Linked DNA regions of Mus musculus: regions 1, 3 and 4 are each linked to region 2. The links are chromatin loops, found by intact Hi-C in ENCODE. Cell type or tissue: left cerebral cortex. All regions are shown on one strand. Each heading gives the region's core, and the rest is flanking DNA. Links, peaks and the distances in the headings are about the cores only.

Region 1 (7,782 bases), core at 1,310-6,309, 56 kb before region 2:
CCCCAAACCAGAGATCTGTGCAACTTGTTGGGCTGACAGGAACCTTCTAAAAATGAAGGCTTACCAGCTAACAGCGTTGCCAGGAGACACTCTTATGGCTAACTAGCTAACAGCTTTGCTAGGAGACACAGTTACAGGATCCTTCAATAATTTTAATCCTTTTCCTCTACCAGTTTTCAGTTACCTAGAAATTACATAGATTTGAAAAGCAAGTAGGTTAAGAACTATTCCAAATAATTTGTCAAGAAGAACAGGTTGAAAGAATGCAGATTTACAGATTATTTCAGCTTTCTAGTTGGCTGCGGACAGTCACAGGACCAAGACAACATGAATTACTTTCCAAGTTGTGTTTGTGCCAGGATTGACAGCAATAGATTGCCATGCAGTTCAACCAGCCAACCTGGAAACCCCACTAATGCAAATCTCAGATGGCACAAGCCCATTGTTTCTCTGCCAGTGGACCTAGCCAGTAGTAACATGCTGTTTCTGGTATCTATCAAAATATGTGCTGAGAAGAGGTTCTGTCTACAACACTCAAGAGTAGTTATATCCATGAAAAAAATTGCATGGATAGTTGAATCTACTCTGTCATTACAGCCATATGAACAAGGTTGACAAAGCATTCTTCCAACACCAAGAGGACAGGTGCACAGCAGAGGAAGCAGTTCTGGGGCAGCTCATGAGGAGGAAAAGGTTGGAGTTGTTTCAGAGAAAGAATTTAAAGGCATTAGTTCACCTTCCTTGGCCCACCTTAATGAATGGCTGTATAGTACAGTTTCTATTGCTGTAATAAAACACTATAACCAAAAGCAACTTGGAGAAGAAAGGGTTTGTTTCACTTACCCCTCCAGATCTGAGGAAAGTCAAGGAGGGGTGTTGCCTATGGCTTGTTCCTCGAGTTTGCTCGGCTTGCTTTGATAGGACCACCAGCCCAGGAGTAGCACCACTCACATGGCGTCGGGCCTCTCTCATCAGCCATCACCCAAGGGAATACCCCAGAGACTAGCCCATGGGCCGATCTATTGGGGGGGAGGGGTTCTCAGCTGAGGTTTCTCTTTCAAAATAACTAGCTTGTCTCAAGTTGACATAAAATTAGCCGGTATAAGTGCCAAACACAGCCCTTGGAGGCGTCAGTTTCCCTCTCTTGACCCCTGTAATGCACAGCTCGGCTCGTGCATTAAACAAAAAGCCAATAAAAATGAAACAAAATGTGCAAGGAGGAAGGCAAACAGATCCCTGCATACCTCCAAAGAAAGCCTCTGTTAAAGCTCATGGAAAGGTGTTTCATCGCTGTGATTAGAGAAAAATAAGTTTAAAACACAGTAAAATTCAGTTAAATACCAGGAAACTGGCCAGAATTAAAAAAAAAAAAAAAAAGGCAGTACCAGATGCTGATGAGGGGACAGAGTAAAGTTTTACTACACTGCCGCTGGGAAGGTAAGGTGGCGAGCCAGCTTGGGGCCCAGTTGGGTATTGTCTTAAAATAACCCAGAAATTCTATGAAGACATAAACACAAATGTTATGGCCACTCTGTATGGGAGAACAGGACACTGGAAACAACCCAGATGGATGTGGATAAATAAAAACTTGTCTAAATAAACTGACTACTCAGGAACATGAACATGAAGGAATGACTTTTTGTTACATACTTGGCCGACTCTTGTATACACACACAAATAAATAAAAAGGCCTGTGGTGAGTGGGTCCTGGCTGGTCCTCGGTGCTTCTCCATTCTCCTCTGACAGCGTGGGACTGCATCTTTTGCATCCGGATCCTTCACAACCTGCCCAGTCGTCAAATCATTTAGTCTCTCTAAACCCCAGATGCCCTACTGCCTGCCGGGATTTCATGGAGACCCTTGAGACAAACTCATTTTTAAAAATCATTTTTAAAAATCTTTCTTCTGTTTCAGTTTGGGGTGGGGGAGAAATATTTCCATGATAGACTGGGAATCTATTCATGAGGACCCAAATTAAGATAACTAGTTTTGTTGTTTGTTTGTTTGTTTGTTTGTTTAGCTAGTTGGTTGATTGGTTGGATTGGGTTGGTTGGTTAGTTGGTTGGTTTTTCTCTCACTGTGTAGACCAGGCTGGCCTGGAACTCAGAGAAATCCTGATTCTTCTGCCCCCCACCACACCTGGCAAGTTCAAGGTAACCGTTTATCCCAGTTACTTCTTTATTCACATCTGCTCCTCCCTTTCTCACAGCAGATCCATTTCTCACCCTTCCTTCAAATTTCCTTTCCTCAGAGAGACTATCTTCCTGTTTCCTTCATGGTACTTCCCTGTGCCTGAAGGGGTCTTTACATAGTTGGTTTTCACTACAGCTCCACATGCCTGTGATCCCATCATGTAGAACCTCCCTTATTTTAAAAATAGTTTTTTTCTTGGGAGGCAGAGGCAGGCGGATTTCTGAGTTTGAGGCCAGCCTGATCTACAAAGTGAGTTCCAGGACAGCCAGGGCTACACAGAGAAACCCTGTCTCGAAAAACCAAAAAAAAAAAAGTTTTTTTGAGAACTTTGTATAGTGTATTTTTGTCATCCCTTCTCCCCAGGCCTCTCGTTTTTATTAAGATTGTTTAAGATTCTTTCTGGAGGTGAGCAACAAAATTAACTCTGGCTCACTGAAGTGTAAAAACAACAACAAAAACAGAGCTGAGGGTCTGGAGCGGTGGCTCGGTGGTTAAGAGCACTGGCTGTCCTTCCAAAGGACCAGGGTTCAGATCCCTGCACCCACATCAAGCAGCTCCCAACCATTGTAACTCCAGTCTCAGGGGATCTGATGGTCTCTTCTGACCTCTTCTGGCACTGTGTGTGTGTGTGTGTTATACATATACACTGATGTGTTTATAAAAAGATAAAGGGGGGGTATGTTCTGGTGGAGGTGTGTGGTGAGGTGAGGGGGAAGGGGGTACCTTGGTAGGCTCATGCTGAGGCATTGGGTCGGGAGGATAGAGGCAGGCCATGAGAAGTGTTTGTTGGGGGGAGGGAATGGGGAGAGAGAGAACTGGAGCAGGAAGGTAGGAGCAAGGGAAAGATCGTTCTTGGAACTGAAAAGATGGCTCAGCAGTTAAGAGCACTTCCTGTCTTCCAGAGGACAGAGTTCAGTTCCCAGCACTCACATCCGTGGCTTAGAATTCACCTAGCACTAACTCTGGGGGAGCCGATGCTTTTGTCTAACCTGCACACACAACATGTGTCGACACACACAAACGAAATGATAATAAAGTTTCTTAAAAAGGGAAAGGATCATTCTGACAGAAAGGGTCCAAAGAGGCTGCAATCAGAAGACATTAGACCTGAGGGTTCAGTAAAAGGGGCTGCATTCATCTGCGTGTGAGCTGTGTGGCTACAGAAAGCTCAACCATCAAGGCTGCTGAGTTGATGAGAGTGGGGAGTGAACACAAGTGGGAAAGTCCTCGGTCATCTTTTCCTGAGCCTGGGAAAGACTGATTGAAGGCCAGGAAGTTCTTTGGAAGGGGATAATGCTAGGTTGCACCTGTGGATTTAGTTGTGACCCCCTAAGCTATCTAGATAAGGTACATACAGCCCTGGAGAGCTGTCAAGACTGAAGACACTGCCTTAACGCTGTGCCCCTGCAGGCTGTAAAGCCATGAAGATAGAGTTCCTTTAGAAAACAGGAGGCACAGCAAGTCACCAATCAGATTCGAGTTTGCATCAGATGAGGAAAGCTCAGAGATGTGGGCTTTATCTTCCAAGCACATTCTGCCTATGAGTTTCACGAGGCCACTGCGAGAGAACTCCACTAGAGGCCGCTGCACCAGGAAAAGGAGAGAGGTTCTCCCCACCAAGGGAGAGCAGAGGCTGTGGCAGCCATATGCACCAAGAGGGCTTTCTCTCCATGTAGCTGTGCTGCTTTGAATACATGTCCATTCTTCCCCATCTCCCCCCTTCCCCAAATTGCCTCTCTTTTATTTTGTCCTCAGGACCAGTGCTCCTAAATGCTAAATTCTCCCTGAAGATCAGCTAGAGATGGCCATGACCATTCATGCTAGTAATGCCCAGGTAGAAGCGGGAAGACCATGAGTTGAAGGTTAGCCTTGACCACATAGTGAGTTTGAGACCAGCCTGGATTTCATGGGGTCCTGCAACAAAATGCCTAAGTTGGTGACCATCCAGAAAGAATGTCGAAGAGGTCCCAATTCTAAATTTCTGAGGGAATTAGTTGGCCTGGGTGTCTCTCCTGAATAGTTGACCAGTGGGACACAGTGATACAGCAGAGATGTGACTGTGAAGTGTTCGTTTCTATGGGCCAGGGCAGTTCCTAGGAAATGGTGGATAACCAATGAGGTTTCACCACATTGACAGTCACTCACATGAGCATGATCCAGAACCAATCTAGACCCAGTGCTCATCAGCAAAGCTACACATGACTCTTTCTCAGCTGACATCATTTTGCCAATTGGCCTGAGTCCAAGGAAGCAGCAAGAAGCCGCAACACAGCACCAGAAGTTTTTTGGTGCCTTTCTTTCTATGGATTCCCAACATATACAACTCAACCACGCGATGTGAGACCAATACATGCGTGTCGCTAGTGAAGAATCCTTTGTCACATGTCCTTTCACATGCTTGCTTTAGCAAAACAACCTTTCACCGGTGTCTGCTTTAGCAAAATGTTCCTTCGTGAATGTAGCCTTTTACCTGTGTCCGCTTCAGGAAAACACACCTTTCCGTGTTTGCCCCAGCAAAACACCATCCAACTCAACTGACTTTCCAAAGAACCCTTAAGTTTCCACTTCAATGTCAAGTTGACAGGTAGACCATCACAGTCATGACCCTGGAGACACTGCTTCAGTAGAGAGAAGAGCCAGAATACCTAAACTGGAAATAAGCCCTGATAATGAACAGCTGACACAATTATTAAGGGCTACCAGGAGTTATAAATTAGCTCACTTAATGCAACAACCAATTAGTACTCTTGTACCATTTTACAGGGGAAAAAACAGAGGCACAGTGTACTGGCTGGTTTTGTGTGTCAACTTGACACAGGCTGTTATCACAGAGAAAGGAGCTTCAGTTGAGGAAATGTCTCCATGAGATCCAGCATTTTCTCAATTAGTGATCAAGGTGGGAAGGGCCCATTGTGGGTGGTGCCATTCCTGGTCTGGTAGTCTTGGGTTCTATAAGAGAGCAGGCTGAGCAATCAGGCAGAAGCAGGCCAGTAAGTACCATCCCTTCGTGACCTCTGCATCAGCTCCTGCTTCCTGACCTACTTGAGTTCCAGTCCTGACTTCCTTTAATGGTGAACAGCAGTTTGGAGGTATAAGCTGAATAAACCCTTTCCTTCCCAACTTGCTTCTTGGTCATGATGTTTGTGCAGGAATAGAAACCTTGACTAAGACACACAGGGAGACTCACTAGGTTGAGCCAGCACAAACAGCTAGTAAGAGGACAAGGGACAGCTTGGCACACAGTTCTGTCATTCTATGGAGCTGAGAGTAGGGCTCCTGGCCAGTCTCCTGGTTACTTCTATAGGCCATTCACATTTCCTATGACTGCCCCTGTGAGCTGGAACATTTTCAGATAGCTGAACTTCTTTTCCTCTCGCTGCAGGTGTTGGTACAGGAGGAGCCTCTGCACTCTCTAACCAGCATGGTGCGCCAGGAGATCTTTGTCACCATCACTGACCTCAGGTGACACCCCCAAGCACCTCCCACACGCACCCTGGTTTCCCATTCAAGGTCATAGACTGCTAGAGCTGATTAAAATGGCTGAGAAGAAGGCTCGGTGTGTAAGGGCACATGCTACTAAAGATGGTGACCTGAGTCTGATGCTTGGGACCCACATAGAAGAAGGAGAGAGTCAGCTCCCACAAGTTACCTCTGCCCTTCACACATGCACTGTGACAAGTCTGCTCCAACACTGTCACTGACTTCTCCAACACTAAATGAATAAGTGCAAATCTTAAAATCCCCTACATATTAACTTTTGAAAACTATGTGGGGGGTGGCATCCTTTTGTGAGAACTTTAATATCGTGCATGATACCTAGTCTTGGTTGTCAGCTTGAGACAAGTGGGAAGAAGGAGCCTCAGCTAAGGAGTTGCCTCCATCAGATTGGCCTAGGGCCCTCCCTCCCTGCCTCTGAGGCCTTTGCTTTGTTTTTTGTTTGTTTGTTTGTTTTTAATTTTTTAATGGATATTTTCTTTATTCACATTTCAAATGTTATCCCCTTTCCCATTCCCCCTTTCCACTGCTTCTATAAGGGTGTTCCCACACCCACCCATTCTTGCCTCCCTGCCCTCGAATTCCCCTACACTGGGGCATTGAGCATTCACAGGACCAAGGTCCTCTCCTCCCCTTGATGCCTGATAAGGCCATCCTCTGCTACATATGCAGCTGGAGCCATGTGTACTTTTGGTTGGTGGTTTAGTCCCTGTGAGCTCTGGGGGGTCTGGTTGGTTAATATTGTTGTTCTTCCTATGGGGTTGCAAACCCCTAGTCCTTCAGTCCTTTCTCTAACTTCTCCATTGGTGACCCCATTGGGGACCCCAGGCTCAGTTCAATGGTTGGCTGCGAGCATCAATATGAAGCCTTTTCTTAATAATTGATGCAGGAGGGCCCAGTCCACTGTAAGAAGTGCCATCGCTCGGCCAGTGAGAAAAATTGCCAACTGTGAGGCAGGGTGGAAGCCAGTATACAGTGCTCCTCCCCATGTCTGTCTCAGCTCTTGACTCCAGGTTCCTGTCCTGGCTTCCCCTGAGGAAGATGAAATAAACCCTTTCTTCCCCAACTTGCTATTGGTCAGTGTTTTATCAGAGCGATGGAAAGCAGACTAGAGCATCGTGAATGCTACCATCCAATCAAGACCTTGACAGAATCTCTTTGGAGTTCAGTCCTACCCAAAGTATATTCAGTGGACAGTGACCGTCATACCTGCATCAAGATAAAGCACTGTAAAGTCTGAAGAGCTTACAGGGGACGTCTGAGGTTTTTCTCTCTTGGAAGTGTGTTCCTCTGCAGTAAGAGTGCTGCAGGCTTGCAGGGCTGAGCTGGAGAGGAGGCTGGAAGGCTCGGGGTGAGGGTGGGGTGGACACTCTTCCTCTAGCCTTTTGTGAGTTTCCCTGAGGCGCAGCTCCTCTAGGCATCTATTTCATGAGTGCTACATCAGCCAGTGTGCCCTTCCTGTTTTCATTACGAGCCGAGGTATCAACCTAACATCACATTCTTCCCAAATGGTCTTTCCCCAGTTTCCAAAATGTGTACCTGTTGTTTGGCTCTGAAGACCGAGAGGACTTGCTTGGGCTTATCACCAAAAGTATAATCTCTCTGCCCGCCACAAGCACCCCTATCCAGCTGCTGAAGATAGTGTCCAACCAGGCCATCGAGCAAGAGGTAACTCGCCTTGTGCCTTATCTGCCCTCCTTTCCCCGGGTCAGCGCTTCTTCACCTTTGGCTGGTTGGAAACCAATCAAACCCCAGCAATGTCAAGTCTGGTGAAGAAAAGCAAACGTCAGCTTTCTCTCCTGTCTCATTCGTCTCTGTGTGTGTTCCTTCACTCGTCCTTCTTTCCTCCCGTCTTCACTTTGGATTTAAAATAACCTGGGAGCTGGGCATGGTGACTCTTGGGAGAAAGATACAGACAGATTTCTGAGTTCAAGGCTGGCCTCTATACAGCAAGTTCTGGGGGAGCCAGACAGCATGGTGAGGCCCTGTCTCAAACAAAACAGTAACAGAAAATAATAAAATCTTTATGTTGGCCACGCATGTGCTCTGCAGACCCTCATCGCCCTTCATTTCTTTTTTTCTTTTTTTCTTTTTT
Region 2 (7,782 bases), core at 1,216-6,215:
CTGAAGGAGACCATGAAGCAAAATATATACATTATACAAATAAGCCTCATGCCCCATAACTGTCAATACTCATGGAGGCCCAGGTCCTACTGGTTCTGCTCCAGATGTGGGAAACCATGTCATACCCTCCCTTCTAAGGCCATGCAGGACTTGGCATTCATGCAACCATATATGCTTTTAGTACTACTGAGCCTCTACTATTTTATCAAATTCATAGACTGGCCACTTCATTCCCAAAGTTAGTATACTGTACATTTTTGGTCCCTCCTATACTGTAAAGATAATGAAGTTATATAAAAACTGGTATTTATTTGTGAACCTTTTTTTCAGTCCTTGATTTGATTTCATGAATTGTTCCATTCTCAGGGTAGAAACAAACCTATAGGGAAAGATATTCATCTTTAAATTTCCGTACTTAAAATGTGAGAAAACAAGCCAGGCTTGGTGTCTTATGCCTATATTCCAGCAGTTGTGACGTCGAGAACTGTCACTAGTGCAAGATCACCCTGACCTGTTTAGCAAACGCTATGTAAGGCACTGGTATACAGCAAGATTCTCACAGAAACAGAAATGAAGTCTCTTTTTGAAATCCAAAAATGTAAGGGGATTGATTAGAGAGGCTAACCTGGGGATATAGTTTATATTACAAGTGACCAGAAAAAGCGGAATGACCATTTTTTTTTTCATATTTCGTGTGGAATCCCCTTCCCTTAAGGTAAAATTTTATTTTTTTGAGTAATTCCACCAATAGATGGTATCAAGCACAACAATGCCTAGTTTATTTATATTTGTTGGTTAAAATTCATAGAATGAAGTACATACACGCTTAGAGACAGAGGACTGCCATTTACTGAACTACCTCAGATGTTAGGAATGTTTTAATATTAAATTTTCTTACAGAAAAAGTAATGATGGGATAATCTTGAGATAATGTACAGTAGACTATTCCAGTATTATGTTTAGAAGAACAGAATGGGGAAACCCAACCTTATTTCCCATTCACATGTTTTTGTTTTTAAAAGCTTATCTGGTTATGTATTTTAGCTTATGTATATCAGTGTTTTGCAGCATGTATGTGTGTACTCTATGTTTGTGGCTGGTAACTGCTGAGACTTGAAGAAGGTATCTGATCTTCTGGAACTGATGTTATGAATGGCTGCCAGCTGCCCTGTCAGTGGTGGGAACTGAACCCACATCACCTTGAAGAGCAGCAAGCGCTTGTTTATTATCTGCTAAGCCATCTCTTCAGCTCCCATCATTTCCAATGTCACTGGAACCTCTCACCACTCCTAACTCAGTCGCTCAGAAATACCTAGTACATTTGGTCCTGTCTGCTTTCTCTTCACCTTCCAGGCCTCTCCATTCTGTTTCATGAGTGAGCAGGTCTGGCTTATCATTGAGCTAAGGCTGTAAGAAAAAGATTCTTCAGACACACTTGGATTTCTACCACAGTAGGCTCTGTAAATAAAGACAAAAAATAAATAAATAGATTTCTACAAAAGATCCTCCAAACTCCGTAGGGAGATTTTTCAGCTAGTGCACGCAGGGAGCTCCAAGGATGCAGCTTTTGCAATTGTCACCCCGGACAGAATGCGCTTTTTGATGATGCAATGCCTTTGAGTCACCCCTGCTACTCCTCTATGTAACCCCAGTAAACTAATTCACCGTCTCACTAAAGCTAGATGAGGCTGGAGCTATTTCTTTGGTCTGTTGTCATTTGCCTATTAGGGATTTAGAGAGCTTTCCATCTCCCTATATCAGGACTCTTCCTTGAGCAGTACACCTTTGTATTTTAATTCAACGATTCCTTCCGATACGTCATGTAAGACAACACTCTACTACCTCCAAACTTGGTAGTCTCCACGAGGCCATACCCGCAGCAGTGGATTTTGTCCAAAACAAATTAATCATCATTAACATGTTAAAATCTCTGCTTTGAGTATACCATGAGGCTTTAGTGGGGCATAGGAACTCCTTCATAACTTGCCTTGACGTCCCTGTTTTCTTCTCTAGTGACTCCTTCATCCAAACAAGGACTACTCTGTAATTTTCAAACACACTGCCCCAAGTCCTTAGTGTAGAAGAGAAATAATCCAAATCAGGGAATACAGTGAAGGCAAACGATTCTATCCTACCATCCAACTCTCTTGGAAGAGCTGATCAATAAGTATGACAATTTCAGATAAGGTACAATGGAGACGATGAAATAGAAGTTAGGTGTCAGCTTATAGATGTACTGCTCAGTAATGGCCTGAGAAGGTTAAAATTAGACTTAAATGATGAAGAGCAAGGTATGCAAAGATATGCACAATAGCATTTTCACACACGGAGAAAAGCCTCCTGCGACTGAGAACTAGCTTGATATTCCCAAGGTTACGAGTTACCTGGTGCATCTGAATGCTATTATTTTTCTGTATTTTAAAGACAAAAAATGATCTCGTGCAGGATTCTGAGTGAAAACGATCAGGTTCTAGTTTAGGTTTTAAAAACACCTTTCAGGTAAGCGCGAGGACCATCTCTATTCCTGAAACGACTATTTACTGGGACAGTTTCCAGAATCCTGGGAGTGAGGCTGAGACCCGTCACCCCAAACCCTTGTCCCTGCATCCCTTTCTGGCGAGATTTGGGAGTCTCTGACGTGGCGCTTCTACGTGAAGAAGCCACTTTCGGCAGCTCCCGCCTCCACCTCCATCGAGGGTCAAAGCTCAGTGAGAGCGGGCTGGAGGCGCGCCGGGGAGCTGACAAACCTAGGGTCCACAGGACAGTGTCATGGAGAAGGCTTCCCACTAGCGTGAACGGACTCGCAGTCCCAAGTCACCCACACCAGGGAACCCGCGGTGGAGAGCGCGGGGCGCGAGCTACAGTCCCGGCAGCCTCAGCACCGGCTCGGATCCTTCCGCCCCGCTCTCTCACGTCCGTCCCCGCGGCCCGGAGCCCCGCAGCTGCCCACCCAGGGCCCGAGCTAGATCTCCGTTAGAGTCCGAGGTCCATCTTCTTATCCCATTCCGGGAGACGGGCTGCTGCGGGCTCCAGAGGAGAAAGGGACTTTTTGAGAAGAAAAGCGGAGGCAGACGATGAAGGGAAGGCGAGCTCAAGAAGGCGATTTTCGCGCGCTTTGTCGCGGGGGGTTGTGGGTAGCTCGCCGGGAGGGAAAAGAAAACCCCGAAGCCGGTCGCGCCGCCCGTCGGGCCGGAGGGGGATATGTTCGAGGACGAGCCCCACGCCGAGGGGGCGGCGGCGGTCGCCGCGGCCAGGGAGGCGCTGCAGGCCCTGTGCCAGGAACTGAACCTGGACGAGGGAAGCGCGGCCGAAGCCCTGGATGACTTCACGGCCATCCGCGGCAACTACAGCCTAGAGGTGAGCGGCGGCAGGTGGGCGGCGGCCCCGACCCTCGCCAGGCCCCACCCCCGGCCCGCCCCCGCCCCAAGCCTATCGGGCGGTGGGAGTTCCCCACCTACGAGGGTCTCCGAGGAGTGCGGGGAGGGAAGGGTGGGTGTAGCTCGGCCAACCCACCCATTTGGATTGAGGCGGGAAACCGAAGATCGGAAAGTGAGCCGCCGGTTCTGCGGGGGTTCCCTAGGCTCCCAACTTTCAAACTTGATTTCTGCGCGCCGCCCAGTGCCCCAAACGGCGCGGTGCTGCCGTTAAATCGATCAGACCTGATCCCGCGGTAAAATGAATTACTCATCGCTGCTCAGCCCTTTGATTATGTCTTCCCCAACTCGTTTGAAACACCACTGGATCCCCATTCCACAGAGGGAGAAAGTGGGGTCGGTAAGAAGTTAATTTAGCGCCCAAGGTGACGCAGTTTGCCATGCAACCTGGTACAGCAGTTTGAGCCCTTTAACTCCTCCATTCTTCCACCTAATCGAGTGTAGCAGTTAGTTCGTTTATACCATGCACTGTAGTTAGATAGATCAAAGTCAGCACACACAAAGCTCTTCTCAGCCCCACGTTCCTCTCTGCCAGGCCGTTGCTCTAACGATTGATGTGGTATCTGGCTCTGAATAAAATAAATGGTGCTTGTTATCATTATTAGGTATTCCCAGTAACACACACACATATGTTAATGATATATATGTGTGTGTGTGTGTGTGTATACATATATATATATATACCCAGGGGGTATCGAGACAGACTATTTCAGCATCTAACTGAGATGTACAAAAGCTTTCATTATACACATGGGCAGGATTCACATATAGGATTCCTCTGACTCAGACTGCCAGCGAAATAATTGCTGGTCAGGGAGTAGGAAATAGGGAGCAACTGTTGTACACATGTCTATACTCCTATGAGAGAAAAGTACCTGAGACTACACACACACACACACACACACACACACACACACATATATAAAATTTGTCTTTACAGCAGGACAGTGACTACTATACCTGTTTTCTTGGTGGTGTTACAGCTCAACATCCTTTTTTTTTTTTTTAGAGAATTAGAGTCACTCTAATATAGAAACCCAGATTGGTCATAAGCTTAGTGTAGAAGTAGACTTGTATTGGCATGTGTGTGGAATTCATGTCCATGCATTCAGCAGATCAAGAGTCTTTGGGGAAAATTACATTTGTCCTGAGCATGAACAGACTTGTCATTCCACAAACAATGTAATGTTATTTATATAGCATTTACATCAAGTAATCTAGAGATGATCATAGGTTATGTGCAAATGCATTGCCATTTTAAATCAGGGACTTAAACATCCTTGGATTTTGCTATCTTCTGGAGTACAGGAGCCATCCCCCAGGGGGTATGGAGACAGACTATTTCAGCATCTAACTGAGATGTACAAAAGCTTTCATTATACACATGGGCAGGATTCACATATAGGATTCCTCTGACTCAGACTGCCAGCGAAATAATTGCTGGTCAGGGAGTAGGAAATAGGGAGCAACTGTTGTACACGTGTCTATACTCCTATGAGAGAAAAGTACCTGAGACTAACTCACATGTTTTCAGCAAAAGGCAGAATAGACTTAATGAAAGATAGTGATCTACAAAAGAAGGTTCATAACCGGAAAACGGGGAGAATCTGAAAGTATGAGAGAGCTGGAGAGCTGGCCTGGCAGAGAACGTGCTTGCCGAGCCCCTGGATCCCCAGCAGCCACATACAAGGCAGGTGCAGTGGCAGTGTGGGCTGTAACCCAGGGGGGTTACAGGTAATGAGACATGGAAGGGTGAAGACAGGCAAACCCCAGGAGTGCTCTGGCCTGCTCCGGATTCAGTTAGAGACTGTCCTAACAGGCTGAGAATGATAGATGAAGTCACACAACATCTAACTCTGGCCGTCACTCATGCATACATGAATGGGTGAGTGCATGAACATACATGCGCACACACATATGCTATTCAAAGGAAATTTTAATGACATCTCAGTTGAAAAAAATATAAAAAATATATTTTTATATGTATATAATATATACTATATACATGTAATATATACAATACATATATATTATATGTATATATTTTGTTTTGTTTTGTTTTGTTTTTTGACTCCCTGGAAAAGCATTCAGAAACCCCAGGTCTTATTTGATCTCCTCAGATAAGCATGGTTGAATACAATGTGTATCCAAGTCACTGCAACTAGCTGCTTGTTTCAAATTCTTAAGCAAGTTAAACTCAGCCCAGGTTGTGTGCTTTTTTTGCAGGTCACTCTGCCTGGACTATTCACCTGTGACTCCAGAGAATGCTGACGATCTAAATTCTAAATCCATAGTTAGGCAGAGCTGATTGACACTTAATTGTTTGCTTTTAGAAAGCACTCCTTTATGAATTGAGTTTGGAGGATTCTGTCCTGTATTTTGTTTCTTCTTGTTCTTTTTTTCTTCTAGTTGTTGGTGAAAGGCACTTGGAGCAAAGGCAACTTCCTCCCTCTGCTGCCCACTAAGAATCCCTGCCACAGACTCCACCCCCCTCTAACTCCCCACAGGAGCCCTGCTGACCAGCTTCTTCCACCCACTCTCCTCACTCACACTTTCTGGTAGCTTGCTGCTTAGTAGTTTTAGATCTTCTTTTGTGAAGTCTTTACTGAATTCTAGTCAAAGTCAGCTATTACACTGTATTTCCCACACTTTCTCTTTCGTTTTTATAACCTGTTTTTGTTATGTTTTGTTTTTACCAGTTACAGGAAGCAGTTTCTGTTTCTTTTCTTAGCTTTAGATCTGGAGGTTTAGAACTGTCTTTGATTTTTGTTGTTTAGTTGTTTTAAGCACTCTACCATTGAGGTATATTTCTAACCTTGTCACAAAAATGTTTTAACTAAAATTTTAATTTCTAATGGGGACCCATGCGTTGGTGCGTGTGTGGCGGTTAGAGAACAACCCCTGTGGAGTCAGTTCTCTCCTCCATGTTTGCATGGGTCCCAGGGATCACAGTGAGGGAGGGCTTCAACCCCACAGCAAGCGCCATCTCTCCAGCCCTGCATCTGTAATTCTTTCTAGCATTCTCATTTTCCTTGAGATTATGATCTAATTAAATCACTCTTCCTGCCCCTTTCCTCCCTCCAACCCCTCCCATGTACTTCCCTTTTGTGCCCTCTCAAATTCATGGCCGTTTTCTTTATTGTTGTTCCGTGTGTGTGTGTGTGTGTGTGTGTGTGTGTGTGTGTGTGTGTCTGTGTGTGTGTTTCTAACTATATGAATACGTATGCTTGGTGCATATGTTTATGTTTTCTGGCTGAGCGTTTGATGCTGGAGAAACAGTTGTTTGTGCTCTTTCTCCTTCCCTCAGCATCACTGGTTGCCTGGAGTTTTTCATCTTGGTTCTCCTTTCCACATTAGCACCTCTACAGATGCCATCCTTGTTCAGGCTTTTGATTAGACGGCCATGTTGGTGTCTGCATCTGTAATTTTTTTTTAAAGATTTATTTATTTTATTTATACAAGTACACTGTAGCTGTCTTCAGACACACCAGAAGAGGGTATCCAATCCCATTACAGATGGTTGTGAGCCACCATGTGATTGCTGGGAATTGAACTCAGGACCTCTGGAAGAGCAGTCAGTACTCTTAACCACTGAGCCATCTCTTCAGCCCCTGCATCTATAATTCTTTTTTTGTTTTTTTTTGTTTTTTTTTTTTTTTGTTTTTTTTGAGACAGGGTTTCTCTGTGTAGCCCTGGCTATCCTGGAACTCACTCTGTAGATCAGGCTGGCCTCAAACTCAGAAATCTGCCTGCCTCTGCCTCCCAAGTGCTGGGATTAAAGGCGTGCGCCACCACCGCCTGGCGCATCTATAATTCTTAATTATCAAACTTCAACTGTATTACATGTAGTCATGAGGTGTTTTCAGTTTGAAGACATTTGAAACCAAAAGCAGAATATTAAGTGTTGAATTTCCAGTTGTTACTGTTTTTAGATACGTAAACTGAGACCTACAAACGATGGAGAACTGTTTACTAGCTAACGATAATTTACTATGGATAAATACAACCCTGAATCTATACCTCACAAAAAATTGACATTGCCCTTCATATTGTAGATAATAATATTAATATATCATATGTCAGATTATTAACATACTATGTCAATGTGACACATTATATACTAATATTAATATTTTTGACATGTGACACCTTTGATGACTTTCTACTCTACTTTTTCTTTTCTTTGCCAAATTGGTTAAAAAGAAACATAAAACATAAAAAAATAAATATCATCAAGACTGTTTTAAAACTGAGAAAGATGCCAGATGTGGCGCATGCCTTTAATCCCAGCACTCAGGAGGCAGATGCAAGCAGATCTCTGTGAGTTCAAACCCAGCCTAGTCTACTA
Region 3 (7,782 bases), core at 1,707-6,706, 370 kb before region 2:
GGAAAAAAGGTAGCCTCGGCCTATTCTCATCCCTATAAACCATACCATAGTCCCTGCTGTCACAGGGTGCATGCTGCCTGCAAAGGACATTTGGTGGGCTTGTGTCTTGGGGCTTACACCATGCATTTATGATGCTGTTATAAATATGACTGGGGATCTTTGTGTTCTGGTGCAACTTGTTCCTAGGGTGGATTACTACTCAGAGGAGGGCATTTTTAACCAACCGGCACCTCTATCCAATTGGTTAAAGAGAGTGGCCATTTCCACTGTGTTACTGGGGTCCCTCCTTAGCATAGGGCTGGCAAGAACTGCTGGCATAGGGGCCTCAACCCTAATACTTCAGGACAAAAACTATGAGGCCCTACAATGGCTATTGATACAGATTTGCAGGAGATGGAAAAATCCATCACAGCCCTGCAAGATTCCCTGTCCCCCTTGGCAGAAGGAGTCTTATAAAACAGAAAAGGCCTAAACTTGCTGTTCCTCCAGTAGGATGGACCCTGTGCAGCATTAGGAGAAGAACATTGTTTCTATGCTGACCACTCAGGGATGGTCAAAGAATCAATGGCCTTAGTCAGAAATAGATTACATGACAGAAAAGTAGAGTGAAAGCAGTCTCAGGGTTGGTATGAGTCCTTCTTTAGCTGGTCTCGTTGGCTGACCACCCCATCTCCACCCTGACTGGTCCTCTGATCCTACTGATACTGACCTGGACTGGTGGTCCCTATCTAATCAATGTTTTAGTTAGGTTTGTTAAGGAATGGACTTTTACTGTTCAATTGATGATTCTCCAACAACAGTACCAACCTATGGAAACATTTCAAGGATTCAAGATAGCCCATTACTCAAGGGGGAAATGAGAGGACTGAGGCAGGCTGACTCCATGACAGGCTCCATACTGGCAGTTCAGGAGACTAGGCCTAAGTTCCTGTTTCCCAGAACTGGGCAAGTTAGTTCCTGGGAAAACCATAGCCCATGGGCAACCAATCAGGAACTGTGTCACCATCTGGCCTGGGGCAAAAACAGAATGAGTCAGCAACAGTTTTCAGGACCCCCAGTGATGGTTCAAGAAAGACTCCAGTGCCTAGCCAATCCCAGAGACACCAGCACCCCTAGGGATAGAGCCCACCAATCAAGATAAAGGTCGCTTACCCCTCCCTCCCTGGAATTCCCCTAATCAGCTTTAAATTGAGCCTTCAAGCTCACCTCTGGGTCACCATTTTGACAAATCTTAGACCTCTGCATGCTGGATTTCTGCAGGATAAATGTTCCTTGCTTTTGCATACTATTTGAATCTGGGATATCATTCTTCATCAATTCACAGACCCTAATACTCCTCCATGGCTGGTGGGAATGCAAACTTGTATAGCCACTTTGGAAATCAATATGATGGTTCCTCAGAAAATTGGGACTAGATCTATCTCAAGACACAGCGCTATCCTTATACACTATACTCTTGGGCATATACCTAAAGGACATTTCACCCTGCCACAAGGCCACTTGATCAACTATATTCATAGCAGCCTTATTCATAACACCAGAAACTAGAAACAACCTAGATAACCCTCAACCAAAGAATGGCTAAAGAAAATTTGATACATTTGCACAATGAAGTATTGCTCAGCTGTTAAAAAACTGACATCATGAGATTTGCAAGTGTGGGATGGTAAAGCCATGCCAGGAAGTTTGGTAAGGTAGAGCGGTCAAGACCCGGAGACTCGGTGGGCACACACCTGAGGCTTAGGTTACTCCCAGCTCCCTGCTAGATTCCTGGCCTGGAACACTCTTCAAATAAAGCAACATGTCCTATGGTCACGTAGGCCCAAAACAGAGTTCTCCATGCTAATGAGGTACCTAGAAGCCTAGAGGGCTTAGCCAATAAGCTTCCCTTCCCAGACATTCCTCCCTACCTACAAAAGATGTTTCATCTCAGGCCTACCTGGAGAAGTGAGTATGGTACATTACCCATTTTCCACCCATAGCAACCAATGAACTGTTTAGAACCATGGACTCTCTTTCATCAAGATCCCCACGGGGAGACAGGGAAAAGGCATTGGACCACAGAGTTGCAACAACTCGATTCTCCGTAGAAGGCCTCTCTGCATCCTAGCCATAGCCGCCACAAAGCCTGCCTCCAACAAGCTAAGACAATCATCCCCATGGGACAATCTGGTGCTCCCCTTTCCCCTGGTCCTGGGCTAGACGCTGCCCCAGCACCAGCTCTCAGCTCCCTGACTCCATTCTCTGTTCTTCTATGACACCCAGCAATATCTGAATGTCCAAGAGTCTGAGAATCCCATGGCCCCAGCCTTGTCGCAGGTATGGAGACCCCTGAACCAGCTTCTGCTCTTCCCACATCTCAGACTGCGCTTTCCCACCCCTAGAGCAGTGTATCAGTGCTTATGAACAGCCTGGCACTCACAATGGATGTGATAAGCACAGTCAAACTCCCCTCATTCCACCTCCCCAAGAGATCATGCCCATTGGTGGGGCAGTCGCAGACTGACATGAACGTAAATGGATAAAACTAGAGAAAAAAAAAATCATTCTGAGTGTAGTAACCCAGACTCAAAAAGACAAATATGGTTTGTACTTATAGGAGATGTGGGGCGTGCCACCAGACCAGACAGAAGAACTGGTAAGGCTGAGTGAGCTCAGAAGCCAAGAATGTCACAGATTTGAGATCAAGAGTTGAACGGCTTTCTCCATGATTCTGCACCTACTCTGGAACAGATAACAAAGGCACCCCGCTAAGATGATCATGTGCAGTCAGTCAAGTAATATAAGACCTGGTGTCCTTCCCCATGCAAATAAAGCATCACTAACACCTCAAACTCAGCCAATAGGAACCACCTACCCCCTAAATCCCACCCCACTCAGGGTTTATATAGCCCCTATCCACATGAAATAAAGCACACACGTTATTTCACCGAGGATCATCTGAGAGTGGCTGTCTTTACTGAACTCTTGGGGAAGAGTTCTCTCTCCCAAAGCACTCACCGGTGGCTGGATCTTGGACCTGCCTGGCTGGGCAGGCTCACACCATCTCTGTCACTGTCACAGTAGCTGACAAGAGACACAGGACCTCAGCTACTTCATTGCTTCTTTTCTAAGAGCTGTAACACTCCAGGCAGTGGTCCAGCAAGAGAGCCCGGATGGCCAGAAGCCAAAGGCTGAACACCCAGAGACTTAGGATAGACCCAAACACAAGGGGGGGGGAGGGGGAGTCAATGAGATGATTAGTAATGATACTCTGCTATACTCATAAATTAGTGCCTGGCCAACTATCATTAGAGAGGGAGGCTTCACCCAGCAACTGATGGGAACAGATGCAGAGACCCACAGCCAAACATTAGGCAGAGCTCAGGAAACCCCATAGAAGAGTGGGAGGAAGAACTGTAGGTACCAGAGGGGCCAAGGACACCACAAGAACATGGCCCACTGAATCAACCAAGCAAGGTTTATGGGGGCTCACAAAGGCTGAAGTGACACTCGTGGAGCCTGTATGAATCGGAGCTCAGTTCTCTGCATATGTGTTGTGGCTGTGTAGCTTGGTGTTCTTGTGGGATTCCTAACAGTCAGACTGGGGGTGTCTCTGATTCATTTGCCTATTCTTGGAGTCATTTTCCTCCTGCTAGGTTGCCTCTTCCACTCTCAATACGAGAGTATGTGTTTCATCTTAATTGTAACTTGTTAGGTCTTGTTTGGTTCATATCTCTTGGAGGCCTGATGTTTTCTGAAAGGAGATGGAGGAAGAGTGGATCTGGTGAAAATGGGAAGTTGTTCGGAGATGCTTGGAGGGGGGGGGTGCTGTGGATGGGATACAATGTATGAGAGAAGAATTTTTTTTTTAAATACTCTGACAAAAAAACAAGAGAAGGAGAAAGGGTTTGTATTTGCTCACAGATGGACACAGGGAAGTCAAGGCAACAGTAACTTGAAGTATCAGGTCAGGGCACACTCACCATCAGGATGCAGAGTGGGTAGTACAAGCTCCTTTTCCTACACAGTCCAGGATCCCAACAGGACTCATTGCCAGCCCCCTCAACACAATCTTTGCCAACCCACACTCCACAACTGATCCTCAGTCCTGAGCTCATTGCTCCTCCATCTCCCGGCTCCTTTCAAAGATTATATATTTGTGTTCTGCGTGAGGCCAGGGGTATGAATTTTCACGTCCTCAGAAGGGTCTGGTATAGAGGAACTAAAGTCTAGGATTTAGGCTTCAGATCCATATGGCCTAGATTAAAATCTAGCCACCACCTGTGTCTAGGCATCCTCAGCCAATGCTCTCCACCGTTTCATCTTGTGTAAAATACATACAAATAAGTCTACATGTTACAAAATCGCACTGAAAGTTAACTTTGGCATTTGAGGTTTTAAAAAATCCGGCAGTTCTGCACCATACCGCTAGGTGTCACCACAGACTTGGCTAAAATACTTCCTTCTTGCTTTCCCAAGTGAGAGAGTCCTAAAAACTGAGTCCTAAAGCAGAGGGCAGCCCTGGGAAGGGCTACTCCATTTGAATATATGTCTCTAAAGGTCACTTGAGGACAAGACCTAATCTGCACACTCAAAAGTTATCTGGTAAATTCATGGGGCCAGGCTTTGGGGGAGTCCCACACCCCACCCCCACTGCACTTTGATTGGTGCTTAAAGTGCTACTTGTAGGAGACCAACGGGTCAGCACTTGCTGACTCTGGTGACTTGAATAATAACCCCTATAGGTTCATAGGGAATGGCACTATTAGGGGGAGTGACCTTACTGGAGGAGGTGTGGCTTTAGGAAGTATGTCACTAGGCAACGAGTGGGCTTTGAGGTCTCTGAAGCTCAAGCCAAGGTTCAGTGGCTCACTGTCTCTCCTGCTGCCTGTGGATCAGGATGAAGAACTTTCAGCCCCTTCTCCAGCACCTTTGTCTGCCTGCACACCACCATGCTTCCTGCCATGACAATAATGGACTAAACTTCTGAAACTGTAAGTCACCCCCAGTTAAATGTTTTCCTTTGTAACAGTTGCTATAGTCACAGTGTCCCTTCACAGCAACTGAAGGCTGATGGGGAGGACTTTGACAGGTCACTACAGAGGAGGGGACACCACCTCCAGAGGAGAGTAACAGGGTCTTCTGGCTGCAGTATGAAGGACACCTGTGATCTCTGTTGCTGTGATTAAAAAAAAAAAAAAAACAAACAAACAAACAGTAACAAAAACCTGACAGAGAGCAGCTTAGAGAGAGCCAGGTTACAGAGTGTCATAACTGGGGATGGGGTGGGAGAGAAGGTCAAGGTGCCAGGAGCTGGAAGCAGCTGGCCACACCAAGTCCACAGTCATAGGCAGGGAGAAATGAATGCATACAGGCTTGGGTGCTCACTGACCTTTCTCTGCCTATACAGTCCAGGTTCCAAAGCCAGGGAATGGTGCCACCAACTTCCAGACCAGGTCTTCCCATATTAATTAAAGCAATCAAGAGCATCTTCCACAGACATGCCTATGGGCCAACCTGCTTTAAGTAAGTCCCTCACTGAGACTTTTTCCAGGTGATTCTTGGCTACGTTGGCAAAACTAGCCATCACAAGGACTGTTTGGGGTTTCACAGGAGTCAAAACAGAGAGGCCAGTACAGGCCTGAGGGAGGGAGGGAGGGAGGGAGGGAGGGAGGGAGGGAGGGAGGGAGGGAGGGTGGGTGGTGATCAGGACCAAACTTTGGCAGTGAAGACAAAAAGGTCTAAAGGAGACAGGGATCCCCAAGGAAAAGACTAGTTTCAGAGGGGGTGCCGAGTTGAGGAAAGCAGGTGTCCTGGTTGGCTGCCAGGTGGACGGGGAGAATTTCGGAGGCCTTGGCAGGAAGTCAAGGTTGGCTTAGCCCAATTTTAGGGCAGAAAGGGTTTCTGGGTCATTCCAAATCCCAGGATCCAAATGGAGCAAGCCTGAGGGTGGAAGCAACCAGAGAAACCAAGCGGAGGTGAGAAGCCATGCCTGCCTCCAGCTCTGCAGTTCCCATAAGAAAGTTGGCCACTGGGGCTTTGGCAATGCCCACACCGCCACAGAAGTACTAGGAACACTTTCTGACCCTTGTTTTGGGATCTGTATAAGTACAGAGCTTTTCTATACCCACCCTTGTTTTGAATACTGACATGTATACCTTATATTTACTAATAAGCTTCAGACACTATAGCCGGGCAGGTTCTGAGCTATTCCAACCCGACAAAGCTGGCCTTAGACTACTTCTCAGACTGCTTTCCAGCCACATGGCCTGATACCTGCCCTTGCCTTGACAACACCTCCTTCTTCTTCGGCTTCCCAGTGACGGCCACTCCCTGGTTCCCCACCTGAGACTGGCTCCCTCTCTCTGAGCACAGAGGTACCACCTTTTCCTTTCCTGCCCAGCTGTAAGCTGCTCAGCCCTTTATTTTAAACAATCAGAAGATTCTGGGATACAATGTTTTACAACATACTGAGTCTCAATTCCTATTTCATAATAATGACAACACCAAAGTCCAGATTGCAACCAGATCTCTGGATTCAGAAATCAGTGTCTGAATACACAATGACCGAAAACATTCCCCAGCAGGGTCTTTTAAAATATGCTTTTCCTTTTTTTTTTTTTTTTTTTTTAATTTTTTATAGGACCATCGAATGTTTCCCTTGAGACCTGAGCCAAGTCTTTGCTTGGTCCCTTCCCCTCCAGACCCCCTGAACCCACTAATTTGATTGCTATCACCTCTGTTCAGTATCATCAACTCTTGAGCTAGACAATGGGATCCTGCTTTTTGCACTGGTGTGGGTCCAGCTCTTTCTAACCCGCATCCTGTATATGTCAGATTAATCTGTAGTGCTTTAGTGGTTTGTTACATTTATGCATAAAATATGTGTGTCAGAGGGGATTGGTTCTAAGGCCCAAATATGAGGATGCTGCTCAAGTCCCTCATACTATGGTGCAGCATCCACAGGCTCCCCACACACCTCCTCTACACTCCAGCTCTAGAAAACTGAGCTAAAACTGGTTTGGGACCACCCCAGGACCAGGGTACATAATTTACATATCAAAACAGACCTGGCCTCCAGGTTCTCCCAGCATCCCTCAGTCCCCTCCTGGCCCCCAACCCTGAACTTTCCAGCCCAGGGGCTGGGCTGCTCTTCCCTCAGTGGCTCCTCCCTATAGAAATCCAGACATTTTGCTCCCTCGAGCTCTCTCTTTCCCTCCGTCCCTTTCTCCTTCCCTTCTGTCTCCCACTCCCCATGGGGACTTTTCCGGCCTCGTTCCTTAGGGCCAGTGAATTCACCAGAGAGCAGCTTCCCAATAAACCTGCCTTCAAAATATTCTAATCTGGCTTGAATTGGCTCATTTCACTGGCGGCAGAGAAATAACCTATCAAAATCCTGTAAGTGCGATAACAGCTCTTCTGTTTTCAGGCAGTAATTTGAGTTGCCCCCATTCAGTGCTCAGACCGCTATTCATTTAACAAGAGCTCCCTGGCCCTCTGTTTTCTTCTGTTGTTAGATGACAGAAAACCAGGTACAGGTAAAGGACTCATAAGCAATTAAACATGAGGGTCACAGCCCAACCCGCTGTGGTCTCAACCCATCCCCGCTCAGGTGTGACACCTGGAACTGGGATCATCTTGTGCCCATGAACTGAAGGATAACAGAGTGTTGGAAGAAACCCAGGTCCTCTGAGACACCAAGCCATTCCATGTATCCGCCACTCATTTCCTTTTTTTTTTTTTTTTTGTTTTTGTTTTTTGTTGTTGTTTGTTGTTGTTTTTTGAGACAGGGTTTCTCTG
Region 4 (7,682 bases), core at 1-5,000, 76 kb before region 2:
ATGGCCAATCTTCACACTCCACTTAAAAGAATGAAATTAGGGCTGGCGAGATGGCTCAGTGGTTAAGAGCGCCGACTGCTCTTCCGAAGGTCCCGAGTTCAAATCCCAGCAACCACATGGTGGCTCACAACCATCCGTAATGAAATCTGATGCCCTCTTCTGGAGTATCTGAAGACAGCTACAGTGTACTTACATATAATAAGTAAATAAATAAATCTTTAAAAAAAAAAAAAAAGAATGAAATTAAATTGGTGTGAGGAGTATATACATATGGAGGTCAGAGGAACACTTGCACTTAGTGTTAGCTAGAAAACATGTAGGTCCTGAAGATTGGATTTGGATCATCTTATCAGCCAGGCTCAGCGACAAGATTCTTCCTTCCTTCCTTTCTTTCTTTCTTTCTTTCTTTCTTTCTTCTTCCTTTTTTGGAGAATGCTGAAGTGCATAACTCAGAATCACTCCTCTATAGACAGTAGTTTCATTTAAGTCTTTTGTGTGTCTGTCAACCTAAATGTGAAACTCTTCAGAACACTAAAGGCAGAGGTGATGGCTTAGCGGAGAATTCGTTCCCTGGGTTTGGTGCACAGAACCTCTAAGCCCCTAACCCTACACTAAGGAAGCCAAGAGCGCTACAACGTGTGGTACCCATCAATATACTGCATGCTCCAGTGCTTTTCCCTCCATGCTGGGAACTGAACCCCAAGCACTAGTTTAGTGTTAAAAATAAACATACAGCTCGGAACCGCCATTCTCAAACAGATTACATTCTAGTGGGAAAAAAAAGTTAAGAACCATGATTTATCCCATTGGAAAGCAGAGAGGCACTGGAGAGAAAATAAAGCACAGAACAGGTGTCTTGGTATCTTGGGAGGAATGTGTTCTGTATGCAGTGATCTCTCAAGGCCCAAATGAGAAACTGTAACAAGAAAACTAGATACAAAGACAGGATTGGAGCTCATATGTTAACAGGTAGCAGAAGCCAATCCAAAGGACCTGTAGGCAACTGAAAGAAGGCAACTGAAAGAAGGGACCACAGCACAGCTCTGAGTAGGGAAGCGATCTGACAAGCAATTTAACAGGATTGCTTTGCTGAAGACAATACTGGGTTATACCCGTTACACCCGCCTAAGCAGGGGTGAAGACAGGAGGAGGGGGAGGAGCTATGTAGGAGGATACTGCCATGCTCCAAATACAGAAAGAATGAGAGCCAATAAGGGAACAGAGGTGGAGGTGCTAAGGAAATAGTCAGTCTTGCCACAATTTGAAGTTAAAACCTATCAGAATTGCCAATGGCTAAGAAGATGTAGAGAAAGAGACATCGAGGCATTTGGCAAAATTCCCAATGACCAATGGGCAATCAGGGATTTGATGTAGTGAAGGACTATGATCACCGCTCCTCCAGCTAAACTGTGAATCCCCTTATAGCCTCTGTGCCAGAAGCTGAATCTTTCTACACTTAAGCACAGTAGCAACTTTTCTGGCTCGTACTTGAACACTCAATTGAATGGGTAGGCCCAAATTATACTGAGTTCTTTGTATGCACTGCACCAGTCTTTAAGCCTTCTAATATCCAAGTGAGGTGGGTATTTTCTGCATTTTACAAACCAAGAAATGGTTTGTAAACTATTTCATACCTGTCACTCCAGGACTAGGGAAACAGAGGCAAGATGGTGAGTCTGAGCTGGAGCCCCAGCTTCATAGTAAGACCCTACCTATTCTGTGTGTATTGTGGTACATGCACATAAGTGTATGCCAGTGCACAGGCATGCAGAGGCCAGAGTAAACACAGGATGACTTCCTCTGATGTTCTATGCCTTCTTGCCTTGAGGCAGGGCCTTTTCACTGATCTAGAACCATTTTTGCTAGACTAGATGGTTACCTCTTGGGATCTGCTGGTCTCTGCCCTCCAATGCTGGGGTTACGTGCACAATGCAGCCAGCCATACCCAGTGCTAAGATTTGAACTCAGATCCACAAGTTGCACTGAACCAACTCCCAGCTCCCTAGACCCTATCTAAGTAAAGAAAAGAAAAAAGGTTCTTAAGTAGGTGCCCACTCCCTTGCCCTGAGACAAATAACTGAAACTCAAACTTAAGTTTCAATGCAAGTTCTGACTTTAGCCACTTTACCAACAAATAAAATAGTGACTTGAATACACTAAGATTCCCACCTATCCACTCAGAATCTACCAAGCATTGAGTTTTGCCCGGCACTGTTAAAAGCAAGCACAGAAATATCATTTAACACAACTCTTGCGAAGCAGATACCAGATGAGAAACTAAGCTGTTGAGTCCCTGGCTTCTGTTCTCACAATCAATACGTGGCCGGTTACAAGTCTGCACCCGTAATATCACTTCATACCCTAGGCTTTCAGCTCCCAGACAGACCTGTGAGTCTCCTGTCCCTGTCAGGGAAAAGGAACCTAGAAGTCGAAGAAAGTCTAGTGACATGCTCAAAAGCTTTCATGATGCCAGGGGTGGCTCTCTGTGACAGGCGTAGGCCGCTGGTACTACTCGAATGAATGGAGGAGGCCAGGCTCGGGCTCCGCGCTGCCCGGGCTCGCGCTCGGCCTTGCGGGGACCCGTAGTCCCACGTCGCACGCCCCGCCACCAACCCTTCGGGTCCCCAGCACTTCACCAGCTCGCAGCCTCCGCCACACGCTCGACCCCGAAAGCGCCCGTGCCCATGCCCCTGCCCCGTAGGGGAGGGGAACCGCGCCTAGCCGGCGCCCGTGTGGTCCGCACTAGCCTCCCGCGGGCGACGCCCCGCTCCCCAAAGCGTGTCGGCCGCGGGGCCCCACTATTGAGCCATGCGCAACGCCTCACCCGGCGGCGCCATTCCTCCGAGCAGGTCCCACCGGAGCCCGAGCAGGCAGACTTCCGCTCCGGGAAGTGGCTCCAAGAGCGCGCCGGAGGGGACGCCAGGGACCCGCGGCACACGCCACTTGCCAGAATGGGCTCCCGGCAAAGGTCAGTCGCGGCGGTCCCGCTTGGCAGGGCCGTGCCCGGCAGCCGCAGTGTGGGGCAGTTGAGTCGCGGCGTGCGAACCTCACTCACGGGTCCTGCTTGCCAAGCCGTCCTCTCCCCCGCGCCGGGACCCACTTGGAACCGACCGCCTCTCAACCGCCCTGCTCACGCCGCCACCGGGACCCGATTGGGCCGGGCCTTGGGGCGGGCCTAAGACGGGGCCACCTCTGATTGGCCAGTGACAGTGACTGGCCGGACGCGCTGTCACTCACGGTTCTCTCCCGCAGCCCGGCCAATTTTAAAAGGGTCCGGTTGGGAGGGGAGCGTTATCGTAACATTTGATTTTATCCACTTTGGGAAATTATGGTTAATGCATTACTTAGATTATTAATAATTGGCTGGTGAGTGAGGGTTTATCCAGTTTTCAAACCTGTGAGCTATACAGGTAACGGAGAGGAGCGTTTTAAAATGTTTGATTTTTTTTTTTTGAAAATTTCATACAATATATTTTGATCATATTCATTTCCTTCCCCCAACACCTTCCATATCCTCCCCCAACTCCCTACACACCCAACTCATGCTCTATTTTTCCTCTTTCTAAAGTAAAAAACAAACTAAGCATGGAGTCCTGCCCTGGAGAGTGGTTGATATACCCAGTCACTCCACTGAAGAAAACTGATTTTCCCTCTCCCAGCAGCTATCAGTTATGAATAGTTTTGGCTACAGTTGGGTCTTTTGTGCCCACTCCCCCTTCTCTGTGTTTTGTATGGCTTGAGCTTTTGTGGGTCTTGTGCATACTGACACAATCCCTGAAAAACTGCTTATTGGAAGCCGTTTATCACCCCTGGCTCTTAAACAATCCTTCTCCTCTTCCACATAGACCCACGCCCATGAGCCCTGAGGTAAAGGGGATGCTGTAGACATCCCATTTAGGGCTGAGTGTCCCAAGATCTCTTATTCTCTGTGTGTTGACCAGTTTTGGGTCTCCGTGTTAATTGCTGTCTACTCCAGGAAGGGTTGAGGGATGCGCTGGTCTGCAAATTTAACAGACTCAAAAATGGAAGCCAGAACTAATGTGTAGCTCTGATTACCGAGCTCACAATATAGGCAGAAAGAGTACTGAGCACCCTACATATGTTATCTTATTTACTCTTTATTATTATTCTGTGAAATGTTACTTTTAATACTTTAAAAGGAAGGAAATATTTCAGCCCTTGCGTTCTGATGACAGCCTAGATGTGTGCTAATTAACTATTGTGAACATGTAGAATTTTGCAATACAGCAATGCTGCTTCTCTTCAGTATCACTCCAGATATGTAGCGGGGAGTCGGACCACTCCTCCATACAGCAGTCACTAGCTCTCTGCAGTAATTTCTCTTTGAACTTAGTCCAATTAAGTAAAATTTAAGCTTCAGCTCCTCAGCTATACTATGCTTCTGATCAGCCAATGCTGTGCTCAGGGTAGCTGGTGGATCTTGCACTGAGTAATTTGAAATTACAGGACAGATATTTTCATTATCCCAGAAAGTTATATTGGGTAGTGCTGAACTAGGATATATTTAAAGAACTCTACCAGTTCAGTAATAAGACAAGCCAGTGGTGTGCTAGAGAGGGAGCCAGCTGTTAAGTTTTTTGGAATTTTTGCAAATAGCTATTTAGGACATTAAATTATATAGTCATAAAGTGAAAGAAAATGTGCTGGAAATTAAAGTCTTCATTTCCTGATCTCACGACATGTTAGCATTGTCGCAGCATTTGTCTTGTCATTGCCTATATGTATGTAATACCTCATTGTTGGAGATTGGTTCTAATGCTTTGATTCAGTCTGCCTGTCCAAACGCTAAAGGTCCTTGTCCACAGTTGGTTTTTGATCCATCAATAAAGATGCCAGCAGCCAATGGCTGGGGAACAGGAGTCGGGTGGGACCCTTAGAGTTGCTATGGCTAGGACACAGGGGCACAGAAGATTGCCAGGATGTGGTGGGAGACGGAAGAGGAGAGCTTCAGAAGAGAGGGCCGACTGGCCATGTGAGAATTTGGGTGGGTAGCCGCTGGCCAGTTTCCCGATTGGGCCTTGGGTAGCAGAGGAAGGTTTAGGAGTGCCCAACCTTTGAGGTAGCCAAGGCATTTTAAAAAGAAGCTAATGTGTGTGTGTGTGTGTGTGTGTGTGTGTGTGTGTGTGTGTGTGTCTCATTTGTGAATCCAAAGATAGCAAAGATAGCAGGTGCACTGGTGTAATCTGCAGGGAGCCAAAGCCACATAGCCAAAATCCACCGCTATACCTCACTGCTGGAAAGTGATATGTAACCACAGTCTTTTCTCCCCTTGCCCTTGTTGCCAGATAATAACTCCGAGACTTAATTATTTATGAATATGTCTAGGCCATAAGCGTGGGCTTGTTTCCTGACTAGCTCATAACTTATATAACCCATTTATTCTATTCTATTCTACCTCTCCTCACTTTCATAGTCTGTCTCCTTAGAGTCTGGATGTCTAACTTCCTATGTCTGACTAACTCCCAGAGAACCTAGCTCTCAACCAGAACTCCCACTTCTGATTTCCTGTCTTTTTTGAATAGGCCATCAGCTTTTTATTGATGCTTCCACACAGTACACAAGATTCCCTCTACCGCGATAAAATAGAATATCTACCACTACACAGTTTGTTTCCAAAGGTAACATTTGTAGCTTGATTTCTGGCCATGATTTTGGAATATTTACACTATAAAATTGGCATATATGGCAAAGCAAGCTTGGTTTATTGTTTCATTATTATCGAAACCTAATGAAGGAAAAAAGGTGAATAGAAGTTAACTTTTACAATGTGTCCCAGCTGGTTTGATGGTTCAGCCTGTGATACCCAGCACTTAGGAAACCTGGCAGGCGGACATGATATTCAGAGTTACCCTCAGCCATAGCATGGATTTGCTACCAACCATGGCTGCCATAAACAAAGTGCTACGTCTGCAGGGTTTGCACTGTGAGTAGTTTGACCATGGCTTCATTGTTGCAGTTGTGTCTTTCCTACTGGTGTAAATGAAAAGAGCCATCAGCTTTCACTTAAGAATTACACGTGAGCTGGGCTCAGTGGTAGAGCACTTGCCTCATGTGCCTCAGACCCTGGCTTAGATCTCTAGCATTGAAGAAAAAGGAAACAAACTGTTTTGTTTGTTTTTGAAGATTTATTTATTTATTTATTTCATGTATGTGAGTACACTGTAGCTGTCTTCAGACACACCAGAAGAGGGCATTGGATCCCCACTACAGATGGTTGTGAGCCATCATGTGGTTGCTGGGAATTGAACTCAGGACCTCTGGAAGAGCAGTCGGTGCTCTTAACTGCTGAGCCATCTCTCCAGCTGTATGGTTTTTTTCTTAATAATCCTATGTCTACTTCCTGTCAACTGGTTGCTTGTTCCGCTTCTCAAACTTATTTAATCATCTTTATAATATTCAAGCAGAAAGATCCTGGATTAAAGATGTATGCTAAGCCTGAGCCACACCACAACTGAAAAAAAGGTTTTTCCAGTAAATAACAGAATCTCAGGAATCACAGTGTGTGATCAAATATCCTGCAACAAGATACATGTTCACATGTATGAACACACACGCGAGCACTCGCACACAAAATCAAGCTACATTTGGAGAATCTGTTGCTGAAACATATAAACATCTAGGTATGGTGGTTGATGCCTTTAGTTCCAGCGCCTGGGAGGCAGATAGCTGTGATTTTGAGGGCAGCCTGGTCTACATGGTAAATTCCAGCACAGCCACAGATACATAGTGAGACTCTGTCTCAGAAAACAACAATAACAAAAATCATATGCCACCAATCAACTACAAAGAGACTAGTTAAAAAAAAAATGGGCAAGAAAAATTTAAAAGACACCCTGTCAAAGAAAATGTAGGAATCAGGGGATGGGGGGGTGGGTGGGTGGGGGGTGGAGAGATGGCTCAGGGTTTCTATTCCTGCACAAACATCATGACCAAGAAGCAAGTTGGGGAGGAAAGGGTTTATTAAGCTTATACCTCCAAACTGCTGTTCACCATTAAAGGAAGTCAGGACTGGAACTCAAGCAGGTCAGGAAGCAGGAGCTGATGCAGAGGTCATGAAGGGATGGTACTTACTGGCTTGCTTCTGCTGGATTGCTCAGGGGTTAAGAGCAGTGACTGTTCTTCCAGAGGTCTTGAGTTCGAATCCCAGCAACCACGTGGTGGCTCACAACCATCTGTAATGGGAGCTGATGCCCTCTTCTGGTGTGTGTGTGAAGAGAGTGACAGTCTACTCACATACATAAAATAAAAAAGGTTAAAAAAGAGAGAAAGAAGGAAAGAAAGAAAGAAAGAAAGAAAGAAAGAAAGAAAGAAAGAAAGAAAGAAAGAAAGGGAGGGAGAGAGAGAGAAAGGAAGAAGGAAGAAAGAAAGAAAGGAAGGAAGGAAGGAAGGAAGGAAGGAAGGAAGGAAGGAAGGGAGGGAGAGAGAGAGAGAGAGAGAGAGAGAGAGAGAGAGAGAGAGAAAGAAAGAAAGAAAGAAAGAAAGAAAGAAAGAAAGAAAGGAAGGAAGAAAATGAAGGAATCAGAAATAAACACAGGAACCGGGCGGTGGTGGCACACGCTTTTAATCCCAGCACTCGGCAGAAGCAGGCAGATTTCTGAGTTAGAGGCCAACCTGGTCTACAGAGTGAGTTCCAGGACAGCCAGGGCTATACAGAAAAACCC

What was found. Hi-C counts contacts between places; a loop is a spot of excess contacts. Peaks named below come from ENCODE experiments on the same cell type or tissue, not always from the same donor. Only the 100,000 strongest peaks of a DNase experiment are listed, where the experiment ranks them.
Region 1: it touches region 2 in a loop (2.3-fold over the local background); 21 of 42 quality-filtered maps call a loop at or near these places.
Region 3: it touches region 2 in a loop (8-fold over the local background); 3 of 42 quality-filtered maps call a loop at or near these places.
Region 4: a loop joins it to region 2, with 3 times the contacts of the local background. A loop is called at or near these places in 20 of 42 quality-filtered maps.

The regions. Positions count from the first base shown.
Region 1 is chr2:157,255,900-157,263,681 of GRCm38, reverse strand. Mroh8 (maestro heat-like repeat family member 8) reads left to right here. Exons shown (of 25, transcript NM_001039557.4): 5 at 5,575-5,654; 6 at 7,211-7,355. Among named protein-coding and RNA genes, the nearest start is that of Rpn2, 19 kb to the left of the region's middle. In left cerebral cortex, for the core only: a CTCF peak has its summit at 3,762 (motif pointing right); a DNase peak (open chromatin) is centred at 3,760.
Region 2 is chr2:157,199,875-157,207,656 of GRCm38, reverse strand. Rbl1 (RB transcriptional corepressor like 1) reads left to right here and starts at 3,123. Exons shown (of 22, transcript NM_011249.2): 1 at 3,123-3,357. The coding sequence starts at 3,202. In left cerebral cortex, for the core only: CTCF peaks have their summits at 3,119 and 3,322; DNase peaks (open chromatin) are centred at 2,887, 3,093, 3,651 and 5,905; H3K4me3 peaks cover 1,808 bases; H3K27ac peaks cover 1,604 bases.
Region 3 is chr2:157,568,348-157,576,129 of GRCm38, reverse strand. No RefSeq gene overlaps it. Among named protein-coding and RNA genes, the nearest start is that of Blcap, 5.9 kb to the right of the region's middle. In left cerebral cortex, for the core only: a CTCF peak has its summit at 4,404 (motif pointing right); DNase peaks (open chromatin) are centred at 3,573, 4,410 and 5,902.
Region 4 is chr2:157,274,478-157,282,159 of GRCm38, reverse strand. It overlaps Mroh8 (maestro heat-like repeat family member 8), which reads left to right and starts at 2,611. Exons shown (of 25, transcript NM_001039557.4): 1 at 2,611-2,968. The coding sequence starts at 2,685. It overlaps Rpn2 (ribophorin II), which reads right to left and starts at 3,062. Exons shown (of 17, transcript NM_019642.4): 1 at 2,825-3,062. The coding sequence starts at 2,837. In left cerebral cortex, for the core only: a CTCF peak has its summit at 3,005; DNase peaks (open chromatin) are centred at 2,621, 2,885 and 3,145; H3K4me3 peaks cover 1,721 bases; H3K27ac peaks cover 907 bases.